2 separate regions of the Homo sapiens genome follow, and region 1 is linked to region 2. A link is a loop called in an ENCODE intact Hi-C map of the cell type or tissue named here. Cell type or tissue: B cell. All regions are shown on one strand. Links, peaks and the distances in the headings refer to the core of each region. The heading gives the core; the rest is flanking DNA.

Region 1 (11,184 bases), core at 2,144-10,143, 52 kb before region 2:
GCTCTCTTAATTTGGGATATTGTAGATAACAATACATACAAAAATCCCAGCCTCCTTGAGGCTTACATTTTAGAGCAGAAGATAGCTGATTCATAAAATAAATAAGTGAAACATAGCATATGAAATGGTGATAAATACCATGGAGAAAAATGAAACAAGGTAGGAAGATTGGGTATTGAGAAGATGATCATGTATTCCTCATGGAGAAAGAAACATTTAAATAAAGAATGAAGGAAGTCAGGGAGTGAACCATGTGATCATCTGTAGCAAAGAGTACTCTAGGTAGAGGGAATAACCAAACAAAGTCATTGAGATTTTATCATTTCCGGCATATTTGAAGATCAGTACAGATACCTTTTTGTCTATAACTGAGTTGATTGATAAGAGAGAGGCATGGAGGTATGAGATGAGGTCAGAGAGGGAGAATGATGGTGGTTGACAGGCGATGCATAGATTATGTAGGATCTTGGTAGTTCCTTTAAAACACTGACTTTTACTCAAGTAAGATGGGAAGCCATTGGAGTGTTTTGAGCAGAGGAGTGACGTGAATGAACTTACATTTTAACAGGATAATTGTTGTAACCTTTTTGAGAATAGTCTGAAATGAGAGAGGAAGGGCAGAAGTAAGGAGACAGTTACTTCCAGGCTATTGCAGTAGTTTAGGCAAGGGGTCATGCTGGTTTGGACCTGGTTGGTAGCAAAAGAAGTGCTGAGAAGTGCTCAAATTCTGTATAAACAATTAATTCTTGTTATTCATGGTAGTTTGATAAAGTCACTGTGTACATTAAATTAGTTAGTGCTGACTTGTTTCACCTAGGGGACATAAAGGTTTGTTTCCTGCAAGCAGTGACACAACATTTTCAGCAACTGATCAATACATAACTTTATTTTATGTATGTTTTCATTTAAAGACACCTAATTTAACATTGAACTCACAACCAATGGTGCTATAACTGATGGCTAAATGAAACTTATCTAGTACAGGTATCTTCTCTTAAAGGGTCATCACAGCCTTTTTGAGTGTACGACCATTATACTTCGGCACTAGAGCCGTTTCAAACAGTGAAATCACCAACAAAATTCACAAAAATGTGAAAATTGCACCACATAGACTGCAAATTGTTTACAGTTGTGAAAGCTGAAACAAAAAGTGGAGCCTAACTTTGTTCAACCTCAGCTAAGAACCTGTGCCTTTACTCAAATTTTTTGCTGCTCTGCACATGGCATGCCTGTAACTGACCTGGAATGCAATGCATGTATTGTTTTGGGGGTTTTAAAGAAATTTTACCCAGTAGGTAAATTCAGGAATGCAGCTTTCACAAATAATGAAAATCTACCATATATTGAAAGTAGAGCGGGCTGGACGTGGTGGCTCATGCCTGTAATCCCAGCATTTTGGGAGGCCGAGGCAGATGGATCACTTGAGGCCAGGAGTTCAAGACCAACCTGGCCACTGGCCATCATGGTGAAACCGTGTCTCTACTAAAAATACAAAAAATTAACCAGGCCTGGTGGCACACGCCTATAGTCCCAGCTACTAGGGAGGCTGAGGCACCAGAATTGCCTGACCCAGGAGGCGGAGGTTGCAGTGAGCCAAGATTGCCCCCACTGCACTCCAGCTGGGCTGACAGAGCAGCAAGACCCTGTCTCAAAAAAAAAAAAAAAAAAAAAAAAAAGCGTAGAGGATTTGCCATTGAATTGGATGTAGTTTGTGAGAGAAAGAAGAAAAGACTGATTCCAAGATTTTTGGCCTGAGCAACTGGAAGAATGGCATTATTATTAACTGAAATGGGAAAAATGTGGGAAGACTGGTTTTTAGAGTCTTATTAGATACTCAAGTGGAACTGTTGAATTAAATCTCTAGTTCAGCAGTTCCAGGGAGAGGTCTGGAGTAGAACTATAAATATGAAATGTTAATTGTCATTTAAAGCCATGAGATTTTATGACATTACCAGTAATATAAATGAAGATAAAAAAGAGAAGAGTCTTAACAAAGACTGAGCCCAACATTAAGAAGTCAGCGAAATAAAGAGTTAAAAAGAATACAAAAGACCGGCCGGGCGCGGTGGCTCACGCCTGTAATCCCAGCACTTTGGGAGGCCGAGGCGGGCAGATGACAAGGTCAGGAGATCGAGACCACGGTGAAATCCCGTCTCTGCTAAAAAATACAAAAAATTAGCCGGGCGCGGTGGTGGGCGCCTGTAGTCCCAGCTACTCGGGAGGCTGAGGCAGGAGAATGGCGTGAACCCGGGAGGCGGAACTTGCAGTGAGCCAAGATCGCGCCACTGCACTCCAGCGAAAAAAAAAAAAAAAAGAATACAAAAGACCAATGTAAAAGGAAAACTAAGTGAATGTACTATTCTGGAAGACAGATGTGGGAAGATAGGTTTCAAGGAAGAGCAAGTGATCAACTAGGTTGAATACTGCTAAAACATAAGGTGAGGATTAAGATTTGGAGTTAGCAAAGTGTAGGTTATTGGTGATTTTGACAAGAGAAGTTTCAGTGGAGTAGTACAGGGAAAACCCTAAATGGGCTGGGTTTAAGAAAGAAGGAGAAAAAAGAAACTGGAGATAACTAGTATCAGTTTTGCGGTAAAGGGGAGGAATGAAATACGGAATTAACTGGAAGAAGTGTAGTAAAGGGAGGATTTTTTTTTTTTTTCAAGATTGGGAGCTATTACAGCTTGTTTACTGATGGAAGTGCACTTCTAGGGAAGGAAAAACAGTTGAGGCAGCAGGAATGAAGGAAGAATTGCTGGAGAAATGTCCCTGAGTAGGTGAGAGAGGATACATCTAGTACCCCAATAAATAGATTAGTCTTCACTTTGAACAAGGACAGTTTATTCATAGTAATAGCTTAGGAGAGATGGAGAGATATAAATTCAGATAAAAAGGTTAGATATGCTGGTGAAAGCTTATGGAAGTTCTCTTCAGAGTAATTTTTAAAAATGGGGTTCACAGACTCCCTCTTCACACTAATATGGTTCAGATTTCAAAATCATAAGGTACAAACCATTAAGTATACAATGAAAAAGTTTTTTTTCCCACTCATTATTCATTTTTTTCCTCCAGAGGCAACAGATATTATCTGCTTTTTCTAGAGATATTTTATGCATAACATGTAGCTTTTAAGCCAGTTTGTTAAGTGTGTTCATCAACTTATTAGATACCTTTCGTATCATAGTACATATTAGGAGTTGGAGGTTAGTATGTGTTTGTTTATGCTAAATTAATGATGATCTCTACATTTTTGATACAGTCATATCCTAACATGATGACTATTTGGTCAGCTTTCATTTTAATTTTCGTATCCAGTATCTTTTAGGAAGAGACTATAACTGTGCATCCCTCACATAACCTAGGACACCATGGATTGTAGATAAACATTTAAAGGATGAATGCCCTAAATTTTCTGTAAATGTTGTTCTTCCACACACTCGACTAGTCTTCTAAAGTAGAGTTAAATCTTTTTTTTTTCAGTGTGACTTCTTTGTGTGTTAATATTACGTGTAGTGGAAACATACCTGCTAGGAGACATACAAATTAAAACTAAATTTTCTTTTCTGAACTAGGAAATCAGTGTTTTGATATTTAAAGAACAAATTGTTGAGGTTTCTTATCTGTAGGCTAAATAATACCAGTTCTTTAGATACAATGAATATTCTGATACTTTAAAATTTTGATCCAATTTTCACAGCTTTCTTTTAACTATATTTTAACGTCATTTCAGTCCTAGAGAAATGTTGAAAGAATAGTAGAAAGAATTCCCATATACCGTTCACTCATGTTTCCCAAATGTTCACATTTTACCACATTTGCTTTATGCTTTTCTGTCTCTGTATGTGGTGCATACATATATATGCATGTGTGTGTATGTGTAAATATAAAAACGTAAATGTATATTTATTCAGTTGTCATATCTTTTTAGTTGCCTTTACACTGGAACAGTTAATAGTCTTTATGGTTCACAAAACATTGACATTTTTGAGCAGTATAGAACAGTTATTTTATGGAGTATTCCTTGATTTGTTTTTCTGCATAATATTTATTTATTTTTCATAGGAATACCATAGAAATGATGTTCTGTTGTTGGTGCTTTATATCAGGTCCATGATGTCAGTTCATCCCATTATTGGATATTAATTTGATCATTGGAGTAAGGTGGTATACGCTTGATTTCTCCACACTTAAGTTACATTTTCATTTTTCTTTTTGTTAATAAGTATTGTAGGGAAAACGTTGACGCTATGTAAATACGGTGTTACTCTTCAGATTTTCACCCACTAGTTTTTATGTCTATCAATGGTTCCTGCCTAAATCATTTATTATTATGGCAATTGTGAAATGGTAATTTTCTAATTCAATTATTCCTTTTACATTTATTAATTTGTTTTTAATATAAGGAAGGGCTTTCCCCTCCTGTTTATTTTTTAAATTTATGTATTAATTTAATGTATTAGAATGAACTCACAGATTCTGATTTTTATTCATGGATTATAATTTTATACTATCATAATGATATACTATCATGCTCGGATTTGGCCAGTGGGAGCCACTTCAAACTGGCTCCTCTGTCCTTTTGACACATTCCTATCATTCATTGAATACGTATTTTCTGGCTCATCTTATACTTTTCCTACTTCAGGTTCCATTTCTCTATGAAACCCTAGTTCCTTTTAGTGGAGAATTATATTTGGAAAACAGTATCTGGCCATTGGTGTGCTCATTGCTAGTGGAGTATCTTATTCTAGGTCCTGTTAATTGACAGACACAGGAAATAAGCAACACGTACACATTCATGTACACCTGTGCTTTCTTCTGTTATCTATTGGTCTGTCTAGGGATACACTGAGGGGTTCACATTGATACTTCAAATTCTAGTCCAATACCATACAGTTTATTCCTCCTCTTCCTATTTATATATTTGCAACTGCTTTCTCTGGCAGTGAGAAACCTAGCTTCTGTTGTTCACAATATTTTACTTACTTGCTCAAATGCTAGAATACACAGAAAGTAATTTCAGTATTGCTAACTCATGCCTCTGAAAAATGAAACTTAAAGACTACAGTTTGGTATTTGTTTAAAGCTTTTTTTGTCTTTAGCTTTCTATTGTAATCAAATACTGTTTTCCAAAGTTACTTAGTTTTTTACAAAGTTACTTCCCTACTCCTTTTAGTGTGGTTAGTGTTATTCACTGGAAATACAGTTTGGTTCATTTGTTTCTGTTGTATCTCATTTTATTTTCCCCCCTCCCTCTTATCCTTGTTAATTTTGTTTATTTATTTCTATGTGAAACTTTAGTGATTCCAAAAGTTAATACTGTTCAAAACCATATAGGGAACTCAATCATTTTTATTTTCCTTTCTTTCTTACACAAAACTACGATTATATAATATTCTTTTTCCTTTGCTTCTCCATTGATAATGCATCTTGAAAATGACAACATTTGAGTTGGTAGACAGTTTTTTCATTTTTTTTTTTTTTTTTTTCTGTCCTCACAGTCTCTTGCTCGTTTTTTCATTCGTTTCAACAGCTGCATGCCACTTTATTTTAAGATTATTTAAGCCCTTTCCTACATATGGACATATAGCTTATTTCTGATTTTTCTAATTATATGTACTCCTACTATAAATAACCTTATGTATGTGTTTTGTATGTGTGTGTGTTTGTGTGTGTGATTGGAGATATGAATTCCCAAAAGTGTGATATAAATTCCAAGAAGTGTGATGGCTGGGTTAAAAGGTATACTTACATGTGATTTTGTTAGATATTGCCAAATTTCCTTCTATAAGGATTATACCAATTTGCATTTCTACTAGAAATGTATGAATGTTTTTTCTCCACATCCTCGCCAACAGAGTGTTTCTCAATTTGGTAGATGAGACATAGTATCTCACTTCCTCTTTTCTTTAACTCTTACATTGCTGTCACTGCTGTGATCTACCACTACAGTTTTTCAGTATTTTCACAAGTAGAGCAGACCTTCTTTTTCTGATGGTTGTTTTTAGATCAGTCTTAAGCATTCTGCTGTTTCTTCTCTTCACCCCGACCCCTGCCTCACCCCCCAACACCCACCTCCAACCAACCCACCCAACAGCATTTGGTCTTCGTAAAGGCTTGCTTTGGGAGGGGGAGAGATCATTTGTAGAGATTTGGTGTTTACTTTTCTACTCATAGCCAATTTAAAATTTGGACTTTCTGTGCCTGTTATGCTGAGGGTATGAGTTATGTTTTTCATTTTGTTCTTTATTATATTTTTGGGTAATATGTGGGAGATTCAGAATTATGCTGCTGCCATATCCCAGCTACCCAGAACTCCCTCATTCACAGTATTAGGAAATTATGGAATGTAGATTTGGACATGGTACATCATTCACTTTACAGGTTGTTAGAAGACTGTGGATCAATTGAATGTAGCAATCACTATATGCAAGGAAATTATATTACACAGAGTTTGAGAACTTGCTCTTTAAAGGTGTTTTATATTGAATTTTTAAATAAAGTATCACTATTTCAGTTCTCTGAACAGTTCAAAACCCATAAAATGTTTAGTAAATGTTTCTTGATAAATCAAATTTTCTTATGCCAGGAAATTTATTAAAAGTAGCAAGATATGTATATACCTATTATTATTATTATTATTATTATTATTATTATTATTTTGAGATGGAGTCTCTCTCTGTCGCCCAGGCTGGAGTGCAGTTGTGCGATCTCGGCTCACTGCAACCTCCACCTCCCGGGTTCCAGTGATTGTCCTGCCTCAGCCTCCCAAGTAGCTGGGACTACAGGTGTGCACCACCACGCCCAGCTAATTTTTGTATTTTTTAAGAGAGACAGGGTTTCACCATATTGGCCAGGCTGGTCTCAAACTCCTGACCTCATGATCCTTCCACCTCAGTCCCCCAAAGTGCTGGGATTACAGATGTGAGCCACTGTGCCTGGCCATACCTATTTTTGTTTTTAATGCTTTATAGGAGCATATAAACACAAACATTTTCTTTTTGTCTTTCCAAATTCTGTGCTTTATTTAGCCTTTGCTATTAACTGCATTTTGTCAGTTTTCTGCCATTTAATCTACATTACAACCCAGTGAATTAGAAAGGGCAGATAATTTAATTCCTATGTTTAAAAATCAGAAACTAAAATTTAGATTAAATGTTTTGCTTGGGGCTGCACATCTAATCAAAGGAAAAGCTGAGACTAGTACTGACTTTTTAACATTGTTCTTGTCAGAACCACACTGAGTAAAAAAGGTAGCTCCTTCATTGTTTCTACATATCACACTTGAATTTAACTTCCATGTGAAAAAAACATGTGTATACATTTGACCCAAGTAACTATAAGTTAAGATGAATTCCTGTTCATTTTCTTCATACTCAGTGTGCCTAGGATAGCGAGTGTAGAGTAATAAGTAAAATTGTGAAATTGAGCAGCGTATTAGTCTGTTTTCACACTGCTATAAAGACATATAATTACTGGGTAATTTATAAAGAAAAGAGGTTTAATTGGCTCACAGTTCCACATTGCTGGGGAGGCCTCAGGAAACTTACAATCATGGTGGAAGAGGAAGAGGCATGACTTCATGGTGGCAGGTGAGAGAGACTGAGCAAGAGTAGGGAAAACTGCCTTGTAAAACCACCAGATCTTCTGAGAACTCACTATCACAAGAACAGCATGGGGGTAAAAATACCCCTTCATGATTTAACCACCTTCCACCTGGTCCTTCCCTTGATACATGGGAATTATAGGGATTATAATTCCAGATGAGATTTGGGTGGGGACATAGAGCCAAACCATATTAACAAGGAATGTTCTGAAAGAAAGGAAAATTGTAAGGTGGTGGAATGTTTAGTTATCCAAATCAAAGCAGAGTCTACTTGTAGGCACTTTATTTTTAGAAAATAATCACTTCTTATTTATTATCAGCAGGTTTCTACCATAATTCGCAAATGGCAAACACTTCAGAAGTTTATAATAAAAAAAGTGACTTTTTAGACTAGCTTAATGAGTAGTCTAGCCTTTCTCTTGTAAATGTCAAACTTACATAATTGAGTTTTGCTAGCTTCATAATATTGTTGATGGCATGATATGTTGTTTATGCATTCTGTTATTACAAAACATTAAATAGATTTGTCAACAAGTTGTGGCAAACAAATTATAATTTAATCTCTTTGTGAATTTTATTATGTGGAGGAGGAAAAATTGGATGTTTTCCTCCTTGTTGATTGACATGTAGAACACTCATGCCCTGCTCCAATGCCTGTCATCATTTAAAGAAAAAAGAAAAAAAGCACACAAAACAAAGATAGGATACTGTGTCTGTTGAATGAAAAATAAGAATTTTTTCATTCTATGTACTTCACGTTAATTTTAAGAGCATATGCATTTATTTAAAAGTTAAGAAAGTATATTAGTGATCTAAGATATTTCGAAGTAAATAGAATTGTATTAGGTTATTTTTTGCAATAATTTTGTTAAGTAAAAGGAATTTTAAAATTTTTATTTGTAACATTGGTTTTTATATGGTATTAACATTTCTGAAATTGACTTATGTATCCTGTATAGCACCCTAAACATTTATTTTAAAACAAATCAGTAAAAAGTAACATAGAATCCCTTTCCAAATCATGGTAAGTGAGCATGTTTTTAAAACTCTTTGTTTTTACCTGCAAGGGAAGGAGATAACAGATTGATTGATAATGTGCATGCATAAGTATGCCTTATAACCAAATGTAGAAGTGTATGTGAGCTGTGGAGTACTCCTCCCCAAAATCTGTCAAAACATAACCTGAAATCTGGTTTTAAACCTGAAAGTGGTTTTGAGAATTTATTATTATTATTTTAATACAATAGATTCTGCATTGGATATTTCCAAAGGCAGTAAATATTTTTGTAATTGTTATTAATGACCATTGGTAAGCTGTTGGTGATTAAATTTTGGCTCTAATGACTTCAGGCTGTTTGTCATATACTATATTTAATAAAGAAAAAGGTATCTGGGAAATTCTTAACTTCTCTAATGTTATCTTGGAGCATAAAATCTTACTGAGTTGAGTGTTGTATGTTTAGTGAATCATTTTACACCAGCTAGAAAGACAGATGGGTAGTGTGCAGTTTAAATATCTGTGCAAATGAGAGGACAGATGGGTGGTTTAAATGGTTTAAATGTCTCAATGAAAATGTGTAGAGAGATTGTCTTCTGAAGTTAGACTAAAAAATTCAGGGAATTAATTAGGAATAATAGTTAATATAACAAAATAAAATTTTTAAATAAGAGGCAAAATATGGAATTCAGTGAATTGATTATACCTTTTGAACTGACAGTAAAAAGTAACATCTTAGAACACAGTACTCAAATACACTTGCATGGTAACTGCCTGTTTTGTTTTCTTATTATGAACATGTGGACTGTGGAAAGTGTCTTTATTACTTGGAATTAACTTATCTGGTTAATTGTACCTGACCTTTTGAACTGTTGTCAGAATTAATTTGTTCAATTTCAAGTAGTTAACAGAAACTTAAACTAGCTTAAAAATGGTGAGTAAAAAAAAAAACCAGACTAAAAACCAAAAACCTTGAAATGGGCCTCAGAAAAGGCAGCTTCTGTAGCAGGAGTTAGTGAACTTTTACTCTTATTCAGGAATTAATATGACTTAGCTTCTAGCCAAAATATTGGTTCCTATATTGTCAGGTATGTACCTTAGATCTTGGATGTCAGCTCCATGTAGGAGCCTCCTCCTAACTTGTGTGGGTGGGGACAAAAAGGGGTGATCACTTTTAGATGGAAGGCTGTGGGCTGGCCATAGATATGTCAGTTGCACTGACCTTTTTTTTTGTTTGTTTGACAGAGTCTAGCTCTGTTGCCCAGGCTGGAGTGAAGAGGCTTGATCTTGGTTCACTGCAACCTCCGCCTCCTGGGTTAAAGTGATTCTCCTGCCTCAGCCTCCCGATTGGCTGGGACCACAGGCATGCACCACCACACCTGGCTACTTGTTTTGTATTTTAGTAGAGATGGGGTTTCACTGTGTTGGCCAGGCTGGCCTCGAACTCCTGACCTCAAGTAATCCGCCCGCCTCGGCCTCTGAAAGTGTTGGGATTACACGTGAGCTGCTGCACCCAGGCAATTGCATTGACTTTTGGGGACTTTTAATGAAATATATTCTGTAAGAAGAATGCTAAGTAGTAATATTCATGGATAAAAATGCTATTGTATTATTCTATGAAAAATTATTAGTAACTGATCATGTGGGAGGATATGTTCCTTAGAACATTAAAAATCATTCATGGTTAGTATTACTGAAGTTATTTTATTAATTGCTAAGTTAAAAAATTGTGCCAAGTGTCATGCAGAGTGAGATAAATCTTCTCTAGGGATTTATTTTAACTGAGGCAAAAAATTTACTGATTTCTGATAAACATTAAAAAAATTCAAATAGATTAGAATTTTTGAAAAAATCACTGGGCATACCTCATAGTAAGGAGAATAATCATTTTATATTACATTTATATAAACACATATTTGATTATTTACTGGTTCATGACATAAAATATATTATCTTGTGGGTGGTAGTCAAAAAGTTTGAAAAGTATTACTTTAGTGATTCAAGTTTTTTTCTTTCTTTCTGATTTTCTTCAGGTGAGAACTAAATTAATGTACTTGCTTCCCTCCTGCCACTCTAGTTTTAGAACATGTTTCTCTTCAGCAGTGACAGGGGTTAGAGATACTCAGGTGAAAAGATTATTTTCTTATTAAGAAGTTCTTTATGTTATAAAGTGAAATAGATTATCTGGGTAACATTTTGTTAAAAACTTGGACAGTTATTAATATCCTCATGTGCAAGAGCCAGTGAATGGACAATGGGTACAGAATTAAACTCTTTAAAAAAATTATGTGTTGCTCCATAGAAGTCAGTGGTGATTCTAGTATTTGTGAACTCTAGAATTTATTGATAGTAGAGACATACAAGTCTGCCAGAAGGTTTGTTTCTGTTTATACGATGTGGATGTAGTTCCTGAGCATCAGAATTGGAGGGATGATGAGAAAGCAAGGGAATTCTATTTCTCATTCTGTTGTTCTTCCTAGGAATGGTCTGAGGTCTGAAATTGTCCCTCTTTGCAAAAACCCTCACCTTTTCTCTGCTCTTTGCTCTGGGGTACTGAGATTCTTAAATGAGGAATACTCAG
Region 2 (11,184 bases), core at 1,469-9,468:
CCAGCTATAGAGCCAGACTTCTTTGGTTTGAGTCTTTGCCTCACCACTTAAGTAAGTGCAGGGTATAAGCCAAGTTATGGGACTTTTTCTGTCCCCATTTCCCAGTGTGTAAAATGAGATTACTGTGTTACCCACTCTTGGGTTTGTTGCAGGAATAGTTAAGTTTATACATTTAAAGCATGCAGAACAGTGCTTGTCACTTAGTAAACTAGTATTGTCTAATATTTGATTATTTGATGAAACATCACAGAAACAATAATAAGTTAATGTGTGTGCTTACTTTTTTGCTGGTCTTTTTTTCCCTGTTCTTGATGTTATTTTTTCATTAAGCATAAATCCTTCCTTTTAAAAATGCAAACTATTAATTTTTAGATGATAGGTAAGCATGTTTGTGATCTACTCTTCTCTGTACTTGAAATATTGTTGTCTTTTAGCCACAATAGATTGGAAAACATTTTTTAAAAAACTGTCATGTAATTAACTTACGACTTATGCATTACCTTTATAATAGCCCTTTTATGACGTTATTAGAGTTGATCAGCTAATTTTTCAAATATTTTTAGTGTTACTAGTTTATTAGAAGTCTGCTTTTTTCCTTTCTCATACATTATTAAAGTTTGTGTTTAAATTTTTACATGATGCAATTTTTATAAAAAATAGTACATAATCCCATTATTTTAATGTTACTTTTATAGTTTAATTTGAATGAAAGAAAAAAATCCCTAAGTACAATTATATCTTAAGATTATTCATTACTAAAATAATATATATATATGTTTAAATTTGCTGTTATGGAAAATAACAGCTTTTGATACTCATAATACTTCCTTTTAACAATTCTCCTTTCTGCCATCTTATGCAATACCATGATTTTATTCATTCTACCAGTTGAAACCTGTTTTTTCCATTTCCTTTGGTCCCTTTCTCTCAGTATTGTTCAAAGTCTATCTTTCTAACAGTGGTGTAGGGTGGAAAAAATTGTGGGAATTGGAGTCACATTATCCTGGGTTTAATTGCCTTTAGGTGGATTTTCACCCGCTAAACTACAATGTCTTCATCGGTAAAATCTAATTAATAATATACACTTCATAGGATTGTTGGATGTATTTATGAATGAATGTAAAAACAATATACAGCTCCAGATACAATTAGGAAGGTGCTTAATGCACATTTGGTTTTTGTTCCTTTTATTTCCCCTTTTTCTCCATTTCCTTTTTCCCTCTTTTTTTTGTCTCTTCCACCTTTTTCCTCCCTCCTCTGCCTTCTCATTAAACACAATTAGCCAACTTCTTTTCTTTTCTTTTCTTTTTTTTTGAGATGGAGTCTCACTCTGTTGCCCAGGCTGGAGTGCAGTGGCGGGATCTCGGTTCACTGAAACCTCTGCCTCCTGGGTTCAAGCAATTCTTGGGCTCAGCCTTCCGAGTAGCTGGGATTACAGGTGCTGCCACCACACCCAGCTAATTTTTTTGTATTTTTGATAGAGACGGGGTTTTATCATCTTGTTCAGGCTGGTCTTGAGCTCCTGACTTAGGGATCCACCCGCCTCGGCCTCCCAAAGTGCTGGGATTATAGGAGTGAGCCCCTGGGCCCGGCCACAGTTAACCAACTTCTGTAAGTATCTAGTGCCATGGATGTAGATAACCTGGAATAGTAGACAGAGTCTCTGCACTCTTAGATCTACATTCAGCAAGCAGAAAATTGCAATAAACAAATGATTAACAAGAAAACATCAGATAGAACTAAGTACTCTGATGAAATTAATCATTAATATTCCTTAGGCTTCAGTATTTAACACTCAGTCTTCAGTTTGTTTTCTTTTCTTTGTATTCAGGTATCAGTGGATTTTTTTTTCTTTTGTCATGATTTAGACATCAATTGATTGACACCCAAATGTACATTTTCGAGAAAATTGAGAGTACTGGAATACCACTCCAGATAAAGACAAAAAATGAAAGCAGAGAGAAAGTTAAGTGATTTAAGCAAGTTCATGCAGAAAAGGTTAAATGTAGTAAAACATTTTAGTTTATTGAGAACAATTTCATTATTATTTATATACCAATTAGATTTTCTTCCTTTGATTTTCATTTTTAGATTAACTGTTTACCTGATAGAGGTAGTATTACCTGGCGTTCGTTTTGTGTTAATTAAAAAACAAAAACTTTGGACTATGATGATGTAGCTTAATGCGGATATATTGTTTGAGAAACTGAACAGAAATTTAATTACCGGAAAAAGGAATAAAAGATATTTAAATGCATGGCTAATTTGCTGTAATAACTGTTAAAAAATTTTTTAAAAACCTTTTTCCTTCCCTTACATTGCTATAACGAAATAATAGCTGTTAAGAATGAAATTGCTAAAGAAATTTCTATTCATAGATTAATAGTTCTTTTTTCTGCCTATACAATAGTTTTTGGGTGCTCATTAAAAAATATTAATAAATCAATCAAAAGTAATTACTTGGCATATAAACCATCACATAACATGTTCAAGTCATTTTGTTACGATTTTTAAAAATAATTTCATTTTCTTCAACCTGAAAAAAGTCATTCCAGCCTATACAATTTGGTTGCTAATCTCTCTATTAAACTGTGTAGTATTTGTTTTAAAATTTGTATTTGCTGAGGCAGGAGAATGCTGTGAACCCGGGAGGCGGAGCTTGCAGTGAGCCGAGATGGCGCCATTGCACTCTAGCCTGGGCGAGTGAGCGAGACTCCGTCTCAAAAAAAAAAAAAAAAAAAATTTATATTTGAAGGCCAGGTGTGGTGGCTGGCTCATGCCTGTAATCTCTGTACTTTCAGAGGCCAAGGTGGGTGGATCGCTTGAGCTCAGAAGTTCTAGACTAGCCTGGGCCACATGGAGAAACCCTGTATCTACAAAAAGTAAAAAATTAGCTGGGTGTGGTGGCACGTGCCTGTAGTCCTCAGGAGACTAAGGTGGGACGATGGCTTGAGCCCAGGAGGCAGAGGTTGCAGTGAGCCAAGATGACATCACTGTTCTCCAGCCTGGGCAACAGAACCAGACCCTGTGTTAGAAAACAAACAAAACAATTATGTTTGAAGATGTTCTATCTGGCGGCTTAATTGTGGGTAGATTTTTGACAATGTATGTAGTGAAGGATTTATATGTTTTTGTCTCCAAAATCTTGTGTCTTGAATTTTGATAATTATTTTATGACATTAATTTCTTTAACTGAAAGTTTTTATAAAGAGAATGTGTGAATGTTATGATTTATTGCTTCATTTGGTACCAGATGAATTTTAAATCCTTTTTTTTATTATAGTATTGTGCAGAAAGTTGTTTCTCATTATACATATTTAAAAGCTTAAGGATCCACTGTTAATTTTTTAAATCATCGGTTTACTTCGCAAATCACAGATGAAGGATGTGATCTGAAACTAAGGAAAGGTTTTCTCTATCACAGTGTATCTAGAGATCTTTGAGAGTAGAGGCTAAGTTTTCTTGAAAATTCTCAAGGTTGTGTAAAAAAATCATTTGTTCCTTGGAAGGAGAAACAACTCATTCCAAAGTATCAGTTACACTTCTATTCTATATTTAACTATATGGTATATGTTGTCAGAGGACTGTAAGAAGAATATAAACAAATTCAGATGTTTAAATCTGTCTTCTTTTTGAAACTTGAATTAATGCTGTCATACTGGTGATGTTAGAAAAAAAACATTTGAACAGCTGGAAGGGTACCACATAGTTAAGAAACAATCTTCGGACAGACTAATAGAGAAGAATACTTCGGTGAAGTAAACTCCAATGTATATGTATTTATATATGTATCATATATATACTTATATATAAATAAAATAATATTTTGAGGAAAACAAAACTTTTTATGTTGGATAAATATCAATTTTGATTTTAAACTTATGCTACATAAAGAGGAAATTTCAGATGTATTAAATACTCAAATATTTTTAAAAAGCCACAAAACTACTAGAAGAAAATATTACTGAACATTTTCCTATGTTGGAAAATAAACTGAATTAAAATGCAGGATAAAAACTGGGAATAATATGTACTGCTCTTGTGACAAAGTATTAATGTTTGTAAATATATAAGTAGATCATCCAAATTGGTTTAGAAAAAAGTAATGCACCAATTAAAAATGGACAAAGATTATGAATAAGATATTCATAATAGATTAAATATAAATTTTTGTAAGATATTTAAAAACTTTTCAAGCCACTAGTAATGAAAATAATGATTAAGAAATGCAATTAGAAATTAATGAACTGTTAAACTTGTCTATCATCATCTACAGTGGCTTCCTTCGAACCTGCTCTCTACTCTAGCCAAAGTTATCTTTTAAAATTTCACATCAGCCAGTCTGGTTATAGTGGTCTCAACAAGAATGGGTACAGTGGCTTTTTATGACTTTCAGGTGAAACACCAAATTTCTTGACCACACTTAGCATAATTTCCCTATTCTTTGGAAGGCTTTTACTTTTTTTAAAAAAAAGGTTTGTTTAAAAATTTAATTCCATTTTAGATTCAGTAGGTATATGTGCAGGTTTGTTACATGAATATATTGTATAATGGTGGGGTTTGGGCTTCTAGTATACCCATCACCCAAATAGTGAACATTGTACCACATAGGTAATTTTCAACCCCCTCCGCTTCTCCCACTTCGCCCTTTAGGAGTCCCCAGTGTCTATTATTTTCAGCTTTATGTCCAATATACCCATTATTTAGCCCCTGCTTATAAGTGAGAACATACGGTATTTGATTTTCTATTTCTGAGTTTTTTCACTTAGGATGATGGATCATGGCCTCCAGCTCCATCTAGTTGCTGCAAAGGACATTATTTCATTATTTTTTATGGCTGCATAGTATTCCATAGGGTATATATACCACATTTCCTTTATCCAATCAACTATTGGTGGATATTTAGGTTGATTCCATGACTTTGCTATTGTGAAGAGTATTACAATAAACATATGAGTGTAGGTGTCTTTTTGATATAATACCCAGTAGTGGGATTACTGGGTCAAATAGTAGTAGTTCTATTTTTAGTTCTTTGAAAAATTCTCCATGTTGTTTTCCATAGAAGTTTAACTAATTTACATTCCCACCAACAGTGCATAACATTTTCTTTTCACCACATCCGCACTAGCATCTGTTGTTTTTTGACTTTTTCAACATAGCCATTCTGACTGACGTAAAATGATATCTCATTGTGGTTTTAATTTGCATTTCTCTGATGATTAGTGATGTTGAGGTTTTTTTCATATATTTCTTGGTCATGTGTATGTCTTCTTTTGAGAAATGTGTGTTCATGTCGTTTGCCCACTTTTTAATGGAGTTGTTCATTTTTTTCTTGTGTTGTTTCAGTTCCCTATAGATTCTGGATATTAGTACTTTGTTAGAGTCATAACTTGCAAATATTTTCTCCTATACTGTAGATTGTGTGTTTGTTCTGTTGATTATTTATTTTGATGTATAAAAACTTTCTAGTTTAAGTCTCATTTATCTATGTTTGTTTTTGTTGCATTTGCTTTTGGGGTTGTTGTCATAAATTCTTCGTGTAGGCCAATGTCTGGAAGAGTGTTTCTTAGGTTTTCTTCTGGAATTTTTATAGTTTCAGGTTTACGTTTGAGTCTTTAATCCATCTCGAGTTAATTTTTGTATATGGTGAGAGATAGGGGTCTAGTTTTATTCTTTTGCATATTGCTAGCCAATTTTCAGAGCACCATTTATTGGATAGGGTAGCCTTTCCTCACTGTTTATTTTTGTGAACTTTGTCAAAGGTCAGTTGGTTGTAGGTAGATGGCTTTATTTCTGGGTTCTCTGTTCTGTTTCATTGATCTGTGTCTATATTTGTACAAGTATCATGCAGTTTTAGTTATGATATGGTTTGGCTGTGTCCCCACCCAAATCTCATCTTGAATTGTAGCTCCCACAATTCCCACGTGTTGTGGCAGGTACCTGGTTGGAGATAATTGAATCACGAGGGCAGTTTTCCCCATACTGTTCTTGTGATAGTGAATAATTGTTACAGGATCTGATGGTTTTATAAGGGGTTTCCTCTTTTGCTTGGCTCTCATTCTCTCGTCTGCTGCCATGTAAGAAGTGCCTTTCGCCTTCTGCCTTCCACCATAATTGTGAGGCCTCCTCAGCCACTTGGAACTGTGAGTAAAGCCTCTTTTTCTTCATAAATTACCCAGTCTCAGGTATGTCTTTATTAGCAGTGTGAAAACGGACTAATACAAGTTACTTTAGCCTTGTAGTATAATTTAAAGTCAGGTAATATGATGCCTCCAGATTTGTTGTTTTTGCTTAGGATTAAACAACAAATTTCTTTAAGTGACCTGCCTAAAGGGTTTACCTTGTCTGGCTCCTACCATGGACTTTTTTTGTTTTTTCTTGAGACAGAGTCTCGCTCTTGTCACCCAGGCTGGAGTGCAGTGGCACAATCTTGGCTCACTGCAACCTCTGTCTCCCAGGTTCAAGAGATTCTCATGCCTCAGCCTCTCAAGTAGCTGGGATTACAGGTGCCCACCACCAAGCCTGGCTAATTTTTGTATTTTTAGTAGAGACTGGGTTTTGCCATGTTGGCCAGGCTGGTTTCGAACTCTGACCTCAGGTGATCCACCTGCCTCGACCTTCTAAAGTGCTGAGATTGACTACAGGTGTGAGCCACTGTGCGTGGCCCTATGAACTCTTACTAATCTGAATGGATACTGGTTGTAATCACAGACATGACGCTATGAAAGAAGAGCAAAACAAGAAAGGAAGATATAAGGATTGAAGGCCTGGGAAAAAAATTTGGGGGGTATTACCTGGGCTGGTTGTATCAATTCAGTTATGAACAAGTGTAGTTGGAGTAAGTAGCTATCAAGTGTGGTCTGAAATCTTACAAGTGAAGAAATTCTGACTGGTAAGTTCCAAGTTAAAAATGGTAGAATGAGTTACTGAAGTTGAGCCTAGATGAGTACTCTTGGAGATGAAGCCATCCAAGGAACTTTGAGGCCTTGGGTATAAGAATCATTTATGATATTGTTGGGGGTTGAGCTGGAAAGAAAATAATCTTAAGCTACTTGCCAAATACAAATACCTCAGTAAATGAAAGGGAGTGTCTGAGAGGTAGATGAGAGTATTGAGAATGTAAATATCCACAAATGGTTTCATTTATGCTATTATTATACCTACTGCATCTCTTATAATTATTTTCTATATAAACTTTTACTGCTTAACACAGTACCTGGCAAAGAGTAGGTACTCGATAAATTTTTCTTTGAACATGCTTGATATTGCAAAATGAAACCATCAGCATTTAGGTTGCAGTTTTTAGTTAAATGTGTGACTCACTCTACATATTCCTTGTATATAAATACCAAACAAAAACAAAACACTAAGCTAATGTATAGGGGTAAATTAGTCTAGTATCTGTGTGATAAAGTAATAAACTCATAATTCTGACAGAAAGGAAAGGATGCAGAGTGATAGTCTTGACTAACATAGCTATCATTTATAGATAGGCAAAGTAGAAATTTGGCATACTGTGTTATTTAAGCAGGGCCAGAATGAACTATGTCCTCTAAAATATCTTAGCCACAACCACTACTTTGGAAAGCCTATTGGGCAGTGTCTACTAAAGAAGGAAATGTGTACACCCTGTGACTCAGTATATCTGCTCCTGGATATATACTCAATAGAAATACATACATATGCTCTCAAAAAGGCATGTACAAGAATATTCACAGGAGCACAATTTATAATGACCCCAGCTAGAAACTGTCCAGATGTCAGTCAACAGTAGAATACATAAATTGTGGGATACTTACCCAATGGGATACTCCGCAGTAATGAAAATGAACAGATTACAACTACATGCAGCAGTATGGCTGAATCTTACAAAAATAATGCTAAGTGAAAAGACACCAGACATTACATATTCTGTGATTCCATTTATATGGAGCTCAAAAAAATGTAAAAGTAATCAATGACATTCGATTTTAGAATAGTGGTTCCCCTTGGTAGGGTGGGTGTAGTGACTGAAAGGGGCCACACAAGACACTTCTAGAGTATAGACAGTGACTTGTTTCTTGATCTGTGTTCTGGTTACAGGGACTTTTTCAATCTGCAAAAATTTATAACCTGCACACTTTTGATTTGTAAACTTTGCTATATTCATCTTGTACTTCAATGAAAAAATTTAGAAAAAAATTGTTCTAACTTAGCATAGGACCAAAATGAAAGCATGCTTAACTTGTCTCTCTGTGTGTGTGTGTGTGTGTGTGTGTGTGTGTATGTGTTAGATTGTGTGTTGAGCTTTCTATGGCTATCTTTTCAGAATTATCTGGGAGAAGGAGGAGCTTTTTAAACCATATATGCCATACTTACTTTTCTCTGTTACCGACTCTCTAACCATTATTATTACGTTTCTTCTATGGACTATGTACCTCTTATTCTTTCTCTTTTACTGAGAAACTATAGTTCGCTATTATTTTTGATAACAAAGTGTTGTATTCTTCAGATCTCTTGTGGTTGAAAAATAATGACTTTTGGGCAAAGGATTTTTGTCTTAAAGATCCTTATTAAATTCTGAATGCCTCTTGGAGAAGTAGCATGTTAAGCATCATCAGACATTAATATGTACCTCAATTCAGGGGCTTGAGGAATGCAGGAGCGGTGAAATCAGCATGGAAGTAGATAGCACAAGCATGTGAAATGATACTTTGAAGTAGTCTTTATTCTGATAGGCAGGCTAGTGAGGGGCATAGTGCTGGAAGGGAAGGTGAGAAGTTGCTGATGATTAATTTAGCCCATTTCACAAATTTGTGTAAGCCTAGCTCTTCCCTTTTCAAAAGTAATTTAGGTTAAGATAAGTATATAGGAAAAAATAATTTAGAATAGAGGAGAAGGCTTGGGAAAAGCTCTTGAAATTTTGGAAAGAAGAACTCATTTCTTTTCTGTGGTATAGCCAGGAATGGTGGTGGCTACAGGGTTTAGCAAGGACAAGGAGGATATGGGTTAGGCATGTAACTTGGAAGGAGTTGAAGTAAAGTAGGATATGGATTATGAAAGACACCTGGTTTCAGAAGTCAGTGAACAAAGGACTAAGAAGGTTAGGTAGAGATGGAATCCAGTTGGTAAGAAAAAGCTTTAGTTGTCTTTTGAGAGATTTGGTTAACCTAAGAGTCTCCAGAACCTTAGTCATTACAAATAGCTACTTTTGGCCCGGCCCAGTGGCTCATGCCTGTAATCCCAGCACTTTGGGAGGCTGAGGCAGTTGGATCACCTGAGGTCAGGAGTTTGAGACCAGCCTGGCCAATGTGGTGAAATCCCGTCTCTACTAAAAATACAAAAATTAGCCAGGCGTGGTGGTGTCACCTGTAATCCCAGCTACTCGAGAGGCTGAGGCAGGAGAAACGCTTGAACCCAGGAGGCAGAGGATGCATGAGCCGAGATTGCCCCATCAATCAAAATTGACACTCCATCTCAAAACAAAAACAAAAACAAAAAACAAATAACTACTTTCTGAAACTCTGGTAGTTAAATGGCTCTTGTTTGTTTCTTTATAATAAGGCACAGTTTTTATGGAGCCTGAGCGTTGTTCTTATTCCACAAAGGACTTTTTTTTTTTTGGCAAGGGGATAAATTACTCTGTCCTAATTAAAATTTAATTTTGATGGGAACTCTTTTCTCTCCCCCAGTTTTTTGTTGCTAAGGCCATTAAGGAAGAATTAAGAAAGAGGGAAAAGGAGATATGTGTCAGGAGAAAGGTAGCAAAAGAAACAGGTGAGGGAAGGAAGAAGATCAGTAAAGAAAGGTGAGGAAGATGAAAGGTAAAGAACAGAAGAGAAAGAAAATACAGGAATGAGAGGCAGATAAAAGGACAAACAAAAAGGGAGTAGGAAAAAGGAGATGAAGAAGAGGGTCTGAGGTAAGAAAAGCTTTTCATTCCCTCTTCTTTCACTTTTCCCATACTCCCCTGCTTGACACAGGGTACTATGATATGACCCACTTCCCTCTTCTCTCCTGCTTTACTCTCCAGGTTTCCATTTTTATTGACTACTGACTTGTGAACTTTTCCTCTGTTTCTTTTTTAAACTGGAGCTGTACAAGGTAAGAATTCATAGACAAAAGGCATTGATTATATTTGCATTCTCAAATTAAAAATATTTGGAATTTAAAATAAAAATATTTATTGAACCAATCTTACCTAAAGGTGTCAAAACTCTTCCTTTATAGTTTAATAAAATCTAACATATGGATCCAATTTGTGGTTCAGATACTTAGGAAAATTCATTATTATACTTGATTCAAGTTTTACATCAACAGCCTAGTATAAAATTTTTAGAAAATTTGTTTATCTGTACTTACTTGATTCATTCCAAATTGTTGATTCCCAAAGTTTTTATTGGGAGGTATTTAATAAGATAAAATGAAATGGGAAATTTAGATGTTTACCTTAATAATTTGGGTACCCCCCCGACCCCCTGCCAAACAGAAATCTGAAATGTAATTAATTGTAGCATTGGATCGGGAGGGGCCTGGATGAGTATAGACTTGCGTTATATATATAGTTACTTCAATTATCTATTAATTATGTTGTGGGTATTTAGATATAGCTTATGTTCACAGTATTATATAATTATTACAGATAGCTGTATTTTTTGATATAGTGAACCTTTTCCAATTTTATTACTTATAAAATATTCATAGTCTTTGCTATTTATTAGGCCCCAGTGTAGGTGTGTTATTATAAAAGAAAATTGCCAGAAAACTCTATCATGTTCGCTCATGGGTTGGATGGCATAAGATGAAATTCAAATAATCATGAAAACTCTTACTGAGATTCGTTTTTGTTCTCCCTTTGTGTATAATAGAATCATATAGACTTTTTGGATAACTGCCAACAATTTCATATTATATTTGATCATGTTTTCCAGGATTTAATTCCTGTATTAAATCTAATACAAATTAATTGAACATAGGATTCTATATTTTGATCAGTTAGCATTTTCTAGTGTGATACAGTATTCTGTATCATCTTTCATTCATATAATTGTCTTTGTGTATTAAACATGTATTTAATCAGAAAATTTCATTGCCAGTCTTTATAAAATAATAATGACAATCCACGAGGCTTTCTTCTATTCCAGAGAACTATGATACAAAGATGATATGTAGATACGTTGATTTTGACTTTTTTGCTAGCTATTT

What was found. Peaks named below come from ENCODE experiments on the same cell type or tissue, not always from the same donor. Only the 100,000 strongest peaks of a DNase experiment are listed, where the experiment ranks them.
Region 1: it touches region 2 in a loop (5-fold over the local background); 2 of 110 quality-filtered maps call a loop at or near these places.

The regions. Positions count from the first base shown.
Region 1 is chr5:108,853,297-108,864,480 of GRCh38, forward strand. The region is part of intron 5 of FER (FER tyrosine kinase); the gene reads left to right. Among named protein-coding and RNA genes, the nearest start is that of FER, 110 kb to the left of the region's middle. In B cell, for the core only: no CTCF peak of the experiment used is centred there; a DNase peak (open chromatin) is centred at 5,835; H3K4me3 peaks cover 399 bases.
Region 2 is chr5:108,905,999-108,917,182 of GRCh38, forward strand. The region is part of intron 10 of FER (FER tyrosine kinase); the gene reads left to right. Among named protein-coding and RNA genes, the nearest start is that of FER, 160 kb to the left of the region's middle. In B cell, for the core only: no CTCF peak of the experiment used is centred there; a DNase peak (open chromatin) is centred at 5,223.